Regions from separate parts of the Homo sapiens genome. Here region 1 is linked to region 2. A link is a contact called in ENCODE Hi-C or POLR2A ChIA-PET data. All regions are on one chromosome and are shown on one strand. The core of a region is the stretch at or near the end of the contact, and the rest is flanking DNA. Distances in the headings are between cores, read along the strand shown.

Region 1 (7,000 bases), core at 370-2,869, 660 kb after region 2:
CAAATGGAATATTTAGAGTCTTTAAATACATTTCTGAGGTCATCTCACAGGCCAACTTTTTGCCAAAAATGTTGAATGAAAGTGGAAGAAAACAGCTAAAGCAAACAAATTTTTAGTTTCTTTAGTAACAGCAGATCTCTTAAATAAGGTTTAGGATGAAAGGAGCTGCATCCGCCCAAACAGCCTCATCCCATTTACTGCCAAACTTGACATTCTCTGGAACCATCTCACGTGGTAGGAGCCAAGAATTGTCATGATAGAGAAACACAAATCATGGAGCCCTATTCTCTGTTGAAAGGAAGAATAATTGATAGTATCCTACAAATGCTTCTCCACACCCCCAATGCTGATTTATCATCATGAAGCTTGCTTTCTCTCAGTGTGCCTAGAAAAGTTTCTTAAAAAATTTCTTTTCAGTCCTTTGTTTATCCTCCCCAAGAGTGTCCTAGTGTTAACTGTACATATTTATCTCATGGCCCAATGACTCTCTCTGCTCAAGCGATTCCTGTTACAGGAAGAGGTTTGCCCCTGGCCTTATTGAAGCTCAAGTAAAGGAAAAGACTAGAAATGCAAATGTAGTTTACAAATAAATATATGAGAATTAAAACTCTGAATGATGAAAAATCAAAATCACCATTAGGAAAAGTTGGATGGTGAGAAAAAAAAAAGGACTTTGATTTATTTATTTAAAGCTACAAAAAATTAATTATTTAATTCTTCAAAAACAAAATTACTTTTAAAAGTCTTATGGTTAGTTGTTTCTATAAGGGCTTCCTTAAAGTAGCTCTAAAATATGTAGTATTATCAACACAATTGAAACGAGCTCTGATGACCTATTTGCAGCTTGGCAATTCTCTTTATTGAAAGAATAGAAAGGACAGATTGCTCAGCAGTGTAACTCACTTCAAAGTAACTTCCTTTACCAAGCGATAGTGTCTACTTGTCACACAGGAAGTGAAGACTTGGCAAAATTTTCGCTGGGTAGTTTCCTTTGACTTTTTGCATTACAGTCAACTTATCTATGAGTGATAGGAAGTGTAAATTTAACTGTACTGACAACTTTTTGATAATCTACTGTATCTGCAAGACTTTTCCAGCCAAATGGCCCACTGACCCTTCCAACTGAGTATTATAAACACCTAACATGCTAAATCAATGATGAATAAATTAATGATGAAATAGATTGATTCATTCATTCATCAGTTTAAAACCACATTTGTGACCAGGCACTGTGGCTCACACCTATAATCCCAGCATTTTGGGAGGCTGAGGCAGGCAGATCACTGGAGGTCAGGAGTTTGAGACCAGCCTGGACAACATGGTGAAACTCCATCTCTACTAAGAATACGAAAAGTAGCTGGGCGTGGTGGCACATACCTGTAGTCCCAGCTACTTGGGAGGCTAGGGCATGAGAATTGCTTGAACCTAGGAGGCAGAGGTTGCAGTGAGCTGGAATCGTACCACTGTACTGCAGCCTGGGCGACAGAGCAAGACTCTGTCTTGAAAAAAAAAAAAAACCACCATATTTGTGATTTGTGATTTTCTCCTACAAATCAACTCCTTCTTCTAACTTTTAACTTCCACATTTTTGCCTCACCACCCTTCTGTGAACCCACATGACCAGGGTAGCAGAGGAAGCTGTTTTTCCTCTTCTTCTGACTAGTTGGGCCAAGCCCTTCACAGCCTTCCTTCCTCGTTTTTCTTGCATCTACCTCTTGGTTACCATCCAAGTCTAGGCTTCATCTGTCTCTTTGCTTTCACTCTCTACCCTGTACACAGCAGGCACACTATCCTTTTGCTTTTGTCAACATTACACTGTTCCTCTGACTACAAATAGAGAGGGCATTACTCAGCCTGGCATTCAGGGGCTTCCAAATCAAGGTCTGCCTTCATTTTCAGCTCTAGGTTTCACTGGTCTTCCACACTTCAACAAATTGGAAATGCTTTTTCTTTCCTGGAATATTGTCTACCCCTTTTCCCACATCCATATCATGCTTTTCCTTCTGCATGGAATTCCTCCCCTCTGTCCCCCCAACACCACACATACCCCTATCATCAGAGTCAATCAACTGCCCTTCTTAGAAATCTTTCCTATTACCCTTAATAAGAGACCATACTGTCCTGTTCTGGACGCCTGTGGTTCTTGTCCCACTTTTTTGATACGTGCCTTTAGTGTTACTCATTCATTTATTCATATGCTATGTTTTTCTCTGATTTACTACTAAACTCCTTGGGACCACATCTTGTTTCAGAATTGAAATTGATAGGACTCAGTTCATTTGTGTTGAAAGAATAAATGAATGAAAGTATGAAACAGAAAGTTATTTTATCATCTTCTCTTCAAAACAGGTTTTGAACTTCCTATTGACATAAAATGCAGAAATATTTGGTAGACATTTTGGTATTCCTAAATATTACATAACAAACTTATGTTTGCAAAGCTATCATGTAATAGGATGTAGGCCCTAAAGGGTTACAACCAGTTGCAGGTATCTTGTATACACAGAACAATTTGACAAATGGTGGTGGAAACATTGGCTGAACAGATACAGAGCAACATGGTCTTGTTTTATCCTCTTAGAAGGTTGTTTTGAGTTCATCGTCTGCTCATAACATATAGAAGAATACTGTTTTCACCAATCTTTAAGTGAAAATATTTTTTTTCTTTTCTACACTTTTATCTGTGTTGAGCATGAACAAAACAAGTTTGGCATATGGTGTTTCCTGAAATTTTTATATGTTTAAACATGGCATAAAATCACAGTACATTGCTGTTTATATAAATGCCAACAGCTCTCATATTTTCCAGTTTTATACCTTCTTATTGGAAGGAACTCACAGAGCCATCAAACCAGTTCTGTCTCTAAGCACGTCAATGCCTAACCATCCCAGAAATACACGTGCTCTTATAAAATCTTCTAAGAGGCCATTACATAGCACAAGAATTCATTCCAGCCTCTCCAAATCCTGAAGTCAGAAATTTCATCCAAGACACTAAACTATATTTTTCTAAGAGTAAAACCCATTTTCAAATCATGTAACTTTTAGAAACAAAGGCAAAATACTCCCTTTAAAATATATCACAAAGGAAAAGGACCCAGTGGGGCCACACTAATGGCTTCTGTGACTCTGCTGAGCCGGACTTCTTCCTCAACTCTGACCTCCCTGCACTCTTTCTAGCACTGGTCATCTCCTTCTGCCTGTCTAACTGTGAAACGCTCTAGGTCTTAGCCCCAGGTGCCCTGCCCTTCTCTGTCCATGTGGCCTCTCAGAGAGCCTGTCCAGTAGTGTGGGGTATAATAATTTACTCAGGTCTCAGAATTAAGTGCTATAGTCCAAGTTCTATCTCTTCTCTAACCAGTAGTGGGACCCTGAACTCACCATGTATTTTCTCTGGACATTAATGTATTATCCATATATGCACAGCTAAGATTAAAGAATGTCTCAGGTGTCTACAAACATTAAGCATCCAGGACACTACAATTCTACCAACTCCAAGAATGATAATTTCTAAATACTGTATGTTTCTCTAGCCATATGTGCTCTGCCAAGATCTCAGACTCATCAATTATTTATTCATTCATTCATTGTTTAGCAGCTATTAGGCATGGGGCACCAGGATAGGCTTTGGGGATACATTGGTCAGTAAAAAAGGTATGGTCCCTGCCTTTGTGAAGTTTACAGTCTAATGGACAATAAGCAATGTAAGAATGCTAATAAACAAAAAGCAAGCAAATACATGTATAATTTCAGATGATGTCAAGTACTATGAAATAAGAGAGAAAGAAACAAGCACATACCTACCCCAACACACACACACACACACAGAGAGAGAGAGAGAGAAGAGAAGGGAGGGAGGATACAGTGTGAGAAAATGGGTAAGCCCTCTCTGAAAAGATGGTACTTCAAGCCAAAACTCTAGTAATGTGAAGGAGGCTGATATTCAAAGGGTAGACGTGAGGCCATTTTAGGTGAAAGGAATGACAGGTACAGAGGTCCTGAAGAAAAAAGTTCTTGTTGTGTTGAGTGAACAAAATAAGGGGCTGGTAGATCTGCAGCAGTGGATGTGAAGTAAAGAAGAACAAACGCAGCATCTCTCTCCTCACCATTTCACCTGAACTCGAAGTAGGACTAAAATCCCTAACTCATTTGCCCATTAGCGTCACCTTGGTGATCTTCTAAAAATTCCAAAACCCTTGATACTCCCTAAATCAGTCAAATCACAAACCCAGAGGCAGAACACAGTCACACAGTCATCAGTATGTTTTGAAGCTTCCCAATGATTCCAAAGTGCAGAGAGTTTGGGAACCACTGACTTAAATTGATTTTAGTGCTTAATTTCTTGTTTTGCCCATCTATGAAATGATGAGGTTCAATTTAATGAGGTCGGGTCTCTTTCTTGCTCTAAATTAGGTGATACGTATATGCAGATCCAGGGCATTTGCACCCACCCCTTCCTCAAGTCTTCTTTCCTCCCCAAACTTTTACCCTACAAACTTCATATTCTTTTATCCGGGCTTAAAATCCTGGAAACTTAGACTCTTCTCTTCACACTGTTCCTACAAATCAGGCAGGCTCTGTTGATCCAAAGCATCCAGGTTTTTCATGAAGCCCTCTTCAATTCTTACCTGGATACTCACTTACTGCAGTCTCACCTTCCAGTCCACCCTGCCCTGATGGCCATTCTGAGTTCAATCCCTACTGCCTACCCAAAGCCCTTCTCAAGTGCCATCTCCCCAAGAAGCTTATGTAACCAGCTCAAGTACCTATGACAACTAGTCTGTAAAGTTTCACAGTCCTCATAATTCATATGATACAATTTAGGACTGAATTATATACAAGTATCCATTATACGTTGGTCTTATCTCCCCAAATGAGTGTTAAATAAATTAATAAAAGAAATACACATTTTATTAATTCCTGGCATATATTAAGCATTCAAACATTATCTAATAGTAGCAATGGTAGCGTTATTTTTGGAAGTAGTGGAAGTGGCAATGACATTGGCAGTGGTAGTGCAGTGGCAATAGTACTAGTAGTAGTAGTGGTGGTAGTAACAATGGTACAATGTGAAGGCCCCATGTTAGCCAGGCACTTTATACACATCATCTCATTTGAACATTAAAACAATCCTGCAGAATAGGTTTTAAGCTCCTCACTTCACAAATAAGAAAGTTAGGGATTAGGAAGCTTAAGAAACTCAAAGAAGGGGGATGGAAGATCTATCTAATCCTAACTTTGTTTAAACATTACTCAATGTTACCTCCTTATAAGCCTCCCAAAGGAGAATTCTCAGTAAGGAAGACAGGCTACAGGTTGTTCAGTTTTGCAGATTAACTAGTGTCCCCCAGGATTGCCACATAAGCAACAAATATGTATAGTGACATACTCCAGGTATTTATAAACAAAATCTTTTCCCCTTAAAGCCATGTAATACAGTAAGTATGCTAGTAGATGCCCCTTTCTATACCAGCAATGAGAGGAGGACTTAGTCAGGTTGCTGAGTCACCTGTTCCCATCTCCAGATGCCATGATTGACAAGTTCATCTAGAAACTACTTGAGCCACTCAAGGTCAAGTAAACATTTTATGTACCGAACTTGCAGAGCTCATAATCCACTCACTGAAAACACCAAGAGGGCTCCAGCAACTTAGACGTTTTCTCCATCTCTTGCCCTAATTTTTCAAAAGCAAACATTTGGCTCTGGATGCTGATGAAGGAATAAATATGTGAATAATTCAATAACAAAATTTCTGGTCAGGCATTTATTGGCAATCCTGTTCAAGAATATAATTGCTACAGCAACAAGGATAATTATCAGCATTTGGTGGGAGGAGAGGTGTCAACCTGTTTGAAGAAATAGTGCTGTATAGAAATGCAGATAAAAATGTGTAGGAGAGTGAAGAGAGAAATAATTCATGTCCAGGTACTAACCAAAGGTAAAACTCAAGAATGTATTTTAATTTAAATCCTATGTTGCTAACAAGTTTAAAAAATATTTATTTTAAAAGAGATAATTTATTATTATCATATAAACAAAAAGAAACACATGGAAGAGATAATCCAAAACAGATAATCCAAAAGCAGTGGCAGATCTAGAAGTTGCTCCTCTTTATTTCAGAAATACATTATCTAATTTGCTTTTTTTGTGCTTCAGTTTACTTTCCCAAGTCTGATTTAGGCTAATATTATAATTAGTTTGACTTTCCTGAGCCCTTACCAAGTGCTAGGAGGAAGTTAATCTAAAAATGTGCTAGTGGAAGATAATATGAAAACAATTATTATAAATTAGTCATCTTGACTGAGGAAAAATGGCAGACCAAGTACCTCCCCTTCTGTTCCAAACCTCTTAAAATGGAAAAAAAAAGGTGTGTTTTAACATAAAAACTAAGTACATATGGGATAAAAGTGAAACAATGGACTTCCACAGTGTCAGAAAATTCTCAGCTCTGACCTGAAAAAAAATCTCAAATAAGTGATGTGAGATCCTGGTTCTTAGTACACACTTGTTAAACAGGAATTCATTTATTCCAAAGACTGATCCAGGGTTTACAAGGCACCACAAAAGATAACCTAACCTGATTTCTGACCCAGATTCCTGAAAGCAGAAGAAAGTTTTCCTTCCAGTAACTGAAGCCGTTCACAAATCTGCAATTATGAAACTATTTTTAAAAGATGACTCATTTCACAATTTTTTTCTACCTAAATTCCTTAACCAAACTGATAGTCACGATTTCTTGACACTGACTGCATGTCAGTGTATTTATACATAGCCAAGTGGCCAGTGTTTTGTGTTGGTAGCCAAAAGCCAGTCATCCTAGGTTTCCAGGTTTGCAAGTGAAAATGTTTTTATTCTACTCCATTTTCCCTTTGGCTTAAGAAAGATTTGAACTGCACTTTCAGCTGGCATTATATACAACGGTGCTGAAAGCACATGTGTGAAAACTTGAATCAAGTATCAGGAAAGGCAGAGTTGATAAATGTTTTTTTCTTTTAACCA
Region 2 (6,967 bases), core at 3,590-6,089:
GTCCGAGTTCTTTGTCCCTGGTTTCCCAACAGATTTGCTGAATTCTCCACTTAACTTTGCTTGTGGAAACAGAAATTCTTGACTGTGTCCTGGTACTAGGGGTCACCCACGGATCCCACGAACAGGATTTGGAAGCTCACCTTCTCATTGGCTGTGGAATCAGGAGGGTTTCTCTTCATAGAACCTGGATTTCATATCTATGTCACACACTCTGCCATTTGGCTTTTTAATTCCTTCTGAGTCGCCGGATGCTGCTGTCCGTCCTCACCCCTGTGTTTCTCTATAGGATACCTAACCTCTCCCCGGGGGACTTCGGTCTCTCACGACCGCCCCATGATTTCCTGCTGATGGTGTCCTTGGGAGGGAAACTGCTCTAAGGGACAAGCTGTTTTGCAGAATTACTTTAACCTCTCAGTCACTGTGTTACCCTCTCGGTGGGCCCCAGGCCTGTGGCTTTCCGGGCTCCCAGACATTCCTGTCCTCCAAGGGCTCTGCTTCTCAGCTGCATTTCCTGGGGTTCTTTGAGCTTCCAGTGTGGACCTCCCCGCCCACAGCTCAGCTCTATAACCTTACATCTTCTGGGAAGATTTGCTTTTTAATTATTCAGAACGACATCTTCAGGACTCCTTAGAAGCTGCCTTGTCTGACAGTGCTTCATGATTCACTCCTCAGTTTCTTTTGTAATTCCTGTGTGTCCAGTAGTTCATACACATTTCATATTTATGACAAAGCTATGGTTTTCTGGCAAATTTAGTTTACAAAGCAGCTCACACACACTGTCTCCACTGACCCTCATAAGACAGGTGTGAAGCAGGCTGAGCAGAGCTGTGGCTTAGGTGAGGGTCCAGATTCTAAATATAGTATATAAGGTGAAAATGGCACATGTCCAGAATTACCTTGGAAAATACTGAAATCATCTCTAAAATGTAGCATCCTTGGTTAGGGTATACAACTCTGTGTGGTCATATGTATATATAATTGTATATGTATATATATATATATATATTTTTTTTTTTGGAGACAGAGTTTCGCTCTTGTCACCCAGGCTGGAGTGCAGTGGCGTGATATTGGCTCACTGCAACCTCTACCTCTTGGATTCAAATGATTCTCCTGCCTCAGCTTCTCAAGTAGCTGGGATTACAGGTGCCCACCACCACCCCCAGCTAATTTTTGTATTTTTAGTAGAGATGGGGTTTCATCATATTGATCAGGCTGATCTTGATCTCCTGACCTTGAGTGATCCACCTGCCTTGGCCTCCCAAAGTGTTGGGATTACAGGCGTGAGCCACTGCACCCAGCCATATATTGTTAAATATAGCAGAGACTCAAAGTACTTATGTACTTTGATTATACCATTTTAATTGTTAAAATTATTATTCTTATTGCTTAACCCATGTAGTTGGAATTGTCTAAGAAGGGCATGATGTGCATCTTCTAGGTAACAACCCCTTTTTGAAGGAGGAACCTGGAGTGTGGATGGCTTAAGGGACCAGTGCACAGCTCTGCAATGTGGAGTGGAGCCTTGAACTCATGCCTTCTGACTCTGATCCTGGTATTCTTTTTTTTTCTTCTCTTGCTGCCTTACTGTGGCTGAAGGGGATTTAACTATTATTTTCAAACATTCCTTTTACTTAACCATTCATTGTCCATTTCCTTACTTTCCAAGTTTTATATAGGGAAATTTTCCCACTAAAATGCTGCCAATTTTTCAAAATAAGTCCAGTGTTAGACTTCTGTCCTGAATGCCTCTAAATAGTAAACTGTCTATGAGCTTTAGGAAATGTTGTGTTGGTGAAAACCCATCTCTACTAAAAATACAAAATATTAGTCGGGCGTGGTGGCATGTGCCTGTAGTCCCAGCTACTCGGGAGGTTGAAGCCAGAGAATCGCTTGAACCTGGGAGGTGGAGGTTGCAGTGAGTAGAGATCGCGCCACTGCATTCCAGCCTGGAAGACAGAGCGAAACTCCATCTCAAAAAAAAAAAAAAAAAAAAAAAAAAAAGAAAAAGAAAAAAAAAGAAAGAAAAGGAAATGTGTTGTGGGGGAAAAGTCATTGTATTTGTCAAAATATAACTTTAGTTTTGCTTATGAACTATTTGGCAGTTTGAAAGCTTCTTGAAATTCATTCCCTTGGGTTTCAAAAATCCACCATTCTTCTGCTAATCTGTAGTATCACCTGGCTATCCAAATAGCTGGGGGCATAAACCCATCTGAACACTTGGGGACTGGGGCAATGAAGGGACTGTCCTCTTGTCTTTGGAAATCCTTTTCTGCATCTGTGCCTGAGAGAGCAGCAACTGTCTTCATTTCTGGGTGAACTGAGTCTGGATCTGGTGAGACTTAACCTAAAAGTTAAAGTACCTTGAACAGGGTAGGAGGGGCACAAGACTCACTGTTCAAATGAACATTCACTTTCCCATTCAGAAAAAGAATTTATTGAGCACCTACTGTGTACCCAGCACTGTGCTTGGTGATAGGGAAGACAGAAATTTAAAACCTGGCTTGGCTAACTTCAAAACAATATTGTTGAAAAGGGGAGAAAAAGTTTTGGGAGTTGACATAGGAATCAATTAGAAAATGATGCAAGTCGCTATAATGACCACCATCACCGTAGCTAAATGCAAAGTCCGAGTGGAACTGGAATTTAGAAAAATGAGACAGAGGAAGATGAGATATGTTAGGGAAGTCCTCCTGGGTCTTTGAAGGCTGAAGGCTATAGAGTATAATGTCTGAAAGGATGGCCTTGATATACAGTAAGACTTGAGTATGAATCACACGCCTCATTTTAGAAGTTGTGTGACATTTGTAAGTCACTTCATCTTTCTGAGCTTCAGTTTCTCAGTATCTAAAAGAGGGGAAAGACACTACAGGGTTGCTGTAAAGATTAAGTAGGAAAGCATGGATTGATGGAGGTGCCAAGTTAGTTCAATGGGAGAAAATATGGTCTTTTCAACAAATGGTGCTGTGTATTTTATTGTGTGTAAATTATTCCTAAATAAAAAAAGACAGCGTGGGAAAGTACACAGTACATGGTACCTCCTCATTAATAGTGGCTGTGGGTAATACAGGCATGAACAACAACACTAGGCATTTTAGTTTTGACCTCCTACCCCATTAAGCCAGTGGCTCTGTCAACCATCTCTTTTGCCTGTCAGGGTCCTATGGGACTCACACAGGACTCTGGCCAGATGCTGTGATGTTCTCATTCTCTTACCCCCAATGATGCACTTTGCCCAGACAGTCTTTCTGGATAATTGTTCAGGAATCAAATCTTTCTCTCTCATCTAGATATACATGCACATAATATGGATGTTCCTTCCTTCCTTCCTTCTCTCCCTCCCTTCTTCCTGTTTATCTATCATCTTTATCCTATCTCATTCCAAAGCCAGTTTAATGTGGCTTATAAAAATATGCCAGCCTTTAGACAAATTAGTATAGGAAACAAATATAAAACCAAAACTACAAAGAAAGAGACATCAGTTGGTCCTGAACCCTTGCTATAGGCAGGCAACGGATTTGGCTCTGAGCTTCCTTGCCATAGCAACAAAAAAAGGAAATGTGATTAGTTGCTAAACAGACCACAGAGCAGATTCGCTTTATCCCAAAGTAGCATCTTGAACTGGTATCTGTTATTCAGAGCTCCAGGTTTCCAGTTTGTTTGCCTGAGTGGTGGATTAGTGTAAGGAGAGAAGAAACTGGAGGTTTTTTTGTGTTTGGCTCAGTTTTCCTGGCAGGGACACACTAAGAGTTTCCTTCTGGAAGTGAATGGTGCTGGGGTTCTCCCTCCAGCAGAGACAGCATTATTTGTATTCTGAGCCTCTGTTGTCATCCGCTGTGTGGATTAGCTACCTCACTGCACAGTTCATCCTCATGCTGTTTTTCTGAGATCTCAGTTTTGATGTTGACACCTTTCCTTGAGTTATATTCTGGCGAGACAAGCTTGTCACTGAATGGCCGATCCCAGCAGAGGTCTTTTTCATTCTTCTTGGCTGTTTTTCTTTGATTATGGTAGACATACTTATTCCCTTCCCCTTCTCAGAGTTATTTTAGACTTTGAAACCTCCTCTTAGGGTTTTAACTGGCACTATCAAGCACATAGATGGAGGCACATTTTAGATAGAGAGTCCTTTCCTAGTGACCCTTTTAAGAGTGAGCTTCCTAAGTGTAGGCACTTGCTGGTCTTGCAATATATTATAGATCCATCTTCTGCTTGCCTTAAAGAGTCACTTCCCTTAAGAGTCTGCCATTTGGTAGCTGGAAATGAGATTTTCAGAGAGTTCAATGGAATTAAATCTTGACCTCCAAGAAAGGGCAGCTTGTAGTATTAAGGACACTGAGGATCAAGCCTGGGTTTTGGGGGAAATGGATTCCAGACTAACTTCTGGATGTTAGGCAGTAAGAGAACCTTTCTGGGCCTGCTTTCCTTATAGTGCAATGGAGGAAGTAATTTCAGAAGACTGATGTGAAGGCCAAACAAGATGTAAAACTTGACGGTGCTTTGAAAATCCCAGGGTTTTAAATTGTAAGTATGTAAGGGAGAAGACAAGAGAGAAATATTTTCTAAATTTGAGCACCAGCGTTGAATTTATAGTAAAAATGCAAAACATTTACTGGAGACCTATGCGAAGTAAGTGTGTGTGTGTGTGTGTGTGCGCGCGTGTGTGTGCGCGCGTGTGTGTGTGTGTGTGTGTGTGTGTGTGTGTGTGAAGATTTTTGGGGCCAGAATTTTTCCTTTAATCTTTCTTTCTCCAAATACTGAACTTCTTCCTGTTGACACTGATATCAGGGCATTTCAAAAATATCTCTTTTCTTGCCTCCGTTGAGTAATATGTTTCACATAATGAGAGTTTCATAACTCCTCCTGTTTTCGCTTTGCGTTGGCTACCAGCAAACTCAGAGCTATGTCTATTGCTAACTCTAAATAACCATAATACCCAAGATGCTTGAAACATTTCCTTTTTGCATCTTCTTTTTCCTGTCCTTCTGATTTTTTTGTTGTTGGTTTTGCATTTGAATGGCCTTATTGAATATATCTCTTGTTATAAGTTGTTGCAGATCTTTTTTGGAAATATAAATACTTTATATAAATTAAGTTGGAAGTGTAAATAATGTCAACACATAACAGCACATTATAAACACTGTCCTGTGGGCAAAATGAGTTCTGATTCAACATCGCTCTTCTTGTTTCAGTGGCTGAGAAAAGAGCTCTCTTGAATTCTAAGGCAGCTGTACCAATCAATGGCTCCCACTGAAGGAACTGGGTGCCAGGTGGGAGGCAGCAGGCACTTGAAAATTCTCTAGATTTGTAGAGAAGGACAAATTTGGGCCAGTTCCTTACTAGCAGCTCAGAATGGTCTCCTCAAGCAGATTTCCTTGTCTCCTTTTGTAAACATGTGTATAGTAAATGCTTGGCACTGAGACAAGTACTTCTAAAACTTCATAATGCATGTAAATCACCTGGGGATCTTGTTAAAATGCAGATTCTAATTCATTATTTCTGGGGCTTGAGAATCTGCATTTCTAACAAGTTCCCAGGTAATGCTGTTGCTGCTGGTCTGTGACCCATGCTTTGAGTAGCAAGGACCTAGAAGTCACTCAGCTCAATCTGTTGAATGGAAGAATCTGACTTGTTCATGAGTCATACTTCCCAGTTTCAGAAGTCGTCATATCAGTGGATCTGCCTTCTCTTAAAAATCTGAGATCACATGGACACAGGAAGGGGAACATCACACTCTGGGGACTGTTGTGGGGTGGGGGGAGGGGGGAGGGATAGCATTGGGAGATATACCTAATGCTAGATGACAAGTTAGTGGGTGCAGCGCACCAGCGTGGCACATGTATACATATGTAACTAACCTGCACAATGTGCACATGTACCCTAAAACTTAAAGTATAGTAATAAAAGAAAAAAAAATCTGAATTCTTCATAGTTCCTAATTTCTAACTATCTTCCAAGCATTTTCTGCTAAAAATTTATTATCTCTTCTACCTCGCAATGAGCTTCCTCCTTTCTTTCTTTTTCTCCGGATCCACACCATATTCTGAAATCCATTCCCAAAGAGGATATGCTGTGAGCTGTAGTATCATTAGATAGGAGTCCAATCTCCGTAGTCTTAGAGATCGACTGGCTTGTACTTTCTCATAGACCTGGGGGGGTCTCACAAGGCTTTGCACCTATTGGGTGCTTCCTAGATGTTTATTGACTGATTGATAGACCTGTGATTCTAAATGTTTTAGATACAGTCATGTACTGCAAAACAATATTTCTGTCAACGATGGACCATATATGTAACGGTTCTCATAAGATTATAATGGAGCTGAAAAATTCTATTGCCTAGTGATGTTGTGGCCATCCTAGGGCCACAGTGCAATGCATTACTCACATGTTTGCGGTGATGCTGGTGTAAACAAACCTACTGCACTACTAGTCCTATAAAAGTATAGTCTATACAATTATGTCCAGTACATAATGCCTGACAATGATAATCAACAACTATATTACTGGTTTCTGTATTTACTATTCTATACTTGTAATCATTGTTTTAGAGTGTAGTTTTACTTATAAAAGAAAAGTTAACTGTAAAACAGCCTCAGGCTGGTCCTTCATGAGGAATTCCAGAAGGCATTATTATCGCAGGAGATGACAGCTCCATGTGTGTTATTGCCCGTGAAGACCTTCCAGTGGGACAAGATGTGGAGGTGGAAGGCAGTGATATGGAAGATCCTGACCCTCTGTAGGCCTAGGATCATGGGTATGTTTGTCTTAGTTTTTAACAAAAAAGTTTAAAAAGTAAAAAAAATAAATAAATTTGAAGTAGAAAAAACCTATAGAATCAGGATATAAAGAAAGAAAACATCTTTGTACAGCTGTACAATGTGTTTGTGTTTTAAGCTAAGTGTTATTACAAAAGAGTAAAAAAGTTAAAAAAATGGAAAAGTTTATAAAACAAAAAATTTACAGTAAGCTA

What was found. Hi-C counts contacts between places; a loop is a spot of excess contacts on that map. ChIA-PET counts read pairs that join two places held with the same protein, here RNA polymerase II (POLR2A). Pooled maps may share reads with other maps.
Region 1: a loop to region 2 is called in a pooled map, with 2.6 times the contacts of the local background. The contact joins two enhancer-like sites. A Hi-C loop is called at or near these places in 5 of 50 pooled maps. POLR2A ChIA-PET finds 5 or more read pairs at or near these places in 2 of 52 experiments (PC-9 and activated B cell).

The regions. Positions count from the first base shown.
Region 1 is chr3:143,824,757-143,831,756 of GRCh38, forward strand. The region is part of intron 2 of SLC9A9 (solute carrier family 9 member A9); the gene reads right to left. Among named protein-coding and RNA genes, the nearest start is that of SLC9A9, 20 kb to the right of the region's middle. Within about 2 kb of position 1,620, at least 5 of the 41 ENCODE cell types and tissues checked have a DNase peak (open chromatin) inside an H3K27ac peak, as active enhancers do.
Region 2 is chr3:143,160,197-143,167,163 of GRCh38, forward strand. No RefSeq gene overlaps it. Among named protein-coding and RNA genes, the nearest start is that of CHST2, 44 kb to the left of the region's middle. Within about 2 kb of position 4,840, at least 4 of the 41 ENCODE cell types and tissues checked have a DNase peak (open chromatin) inside an H3K27ac peak, as active enhancers do.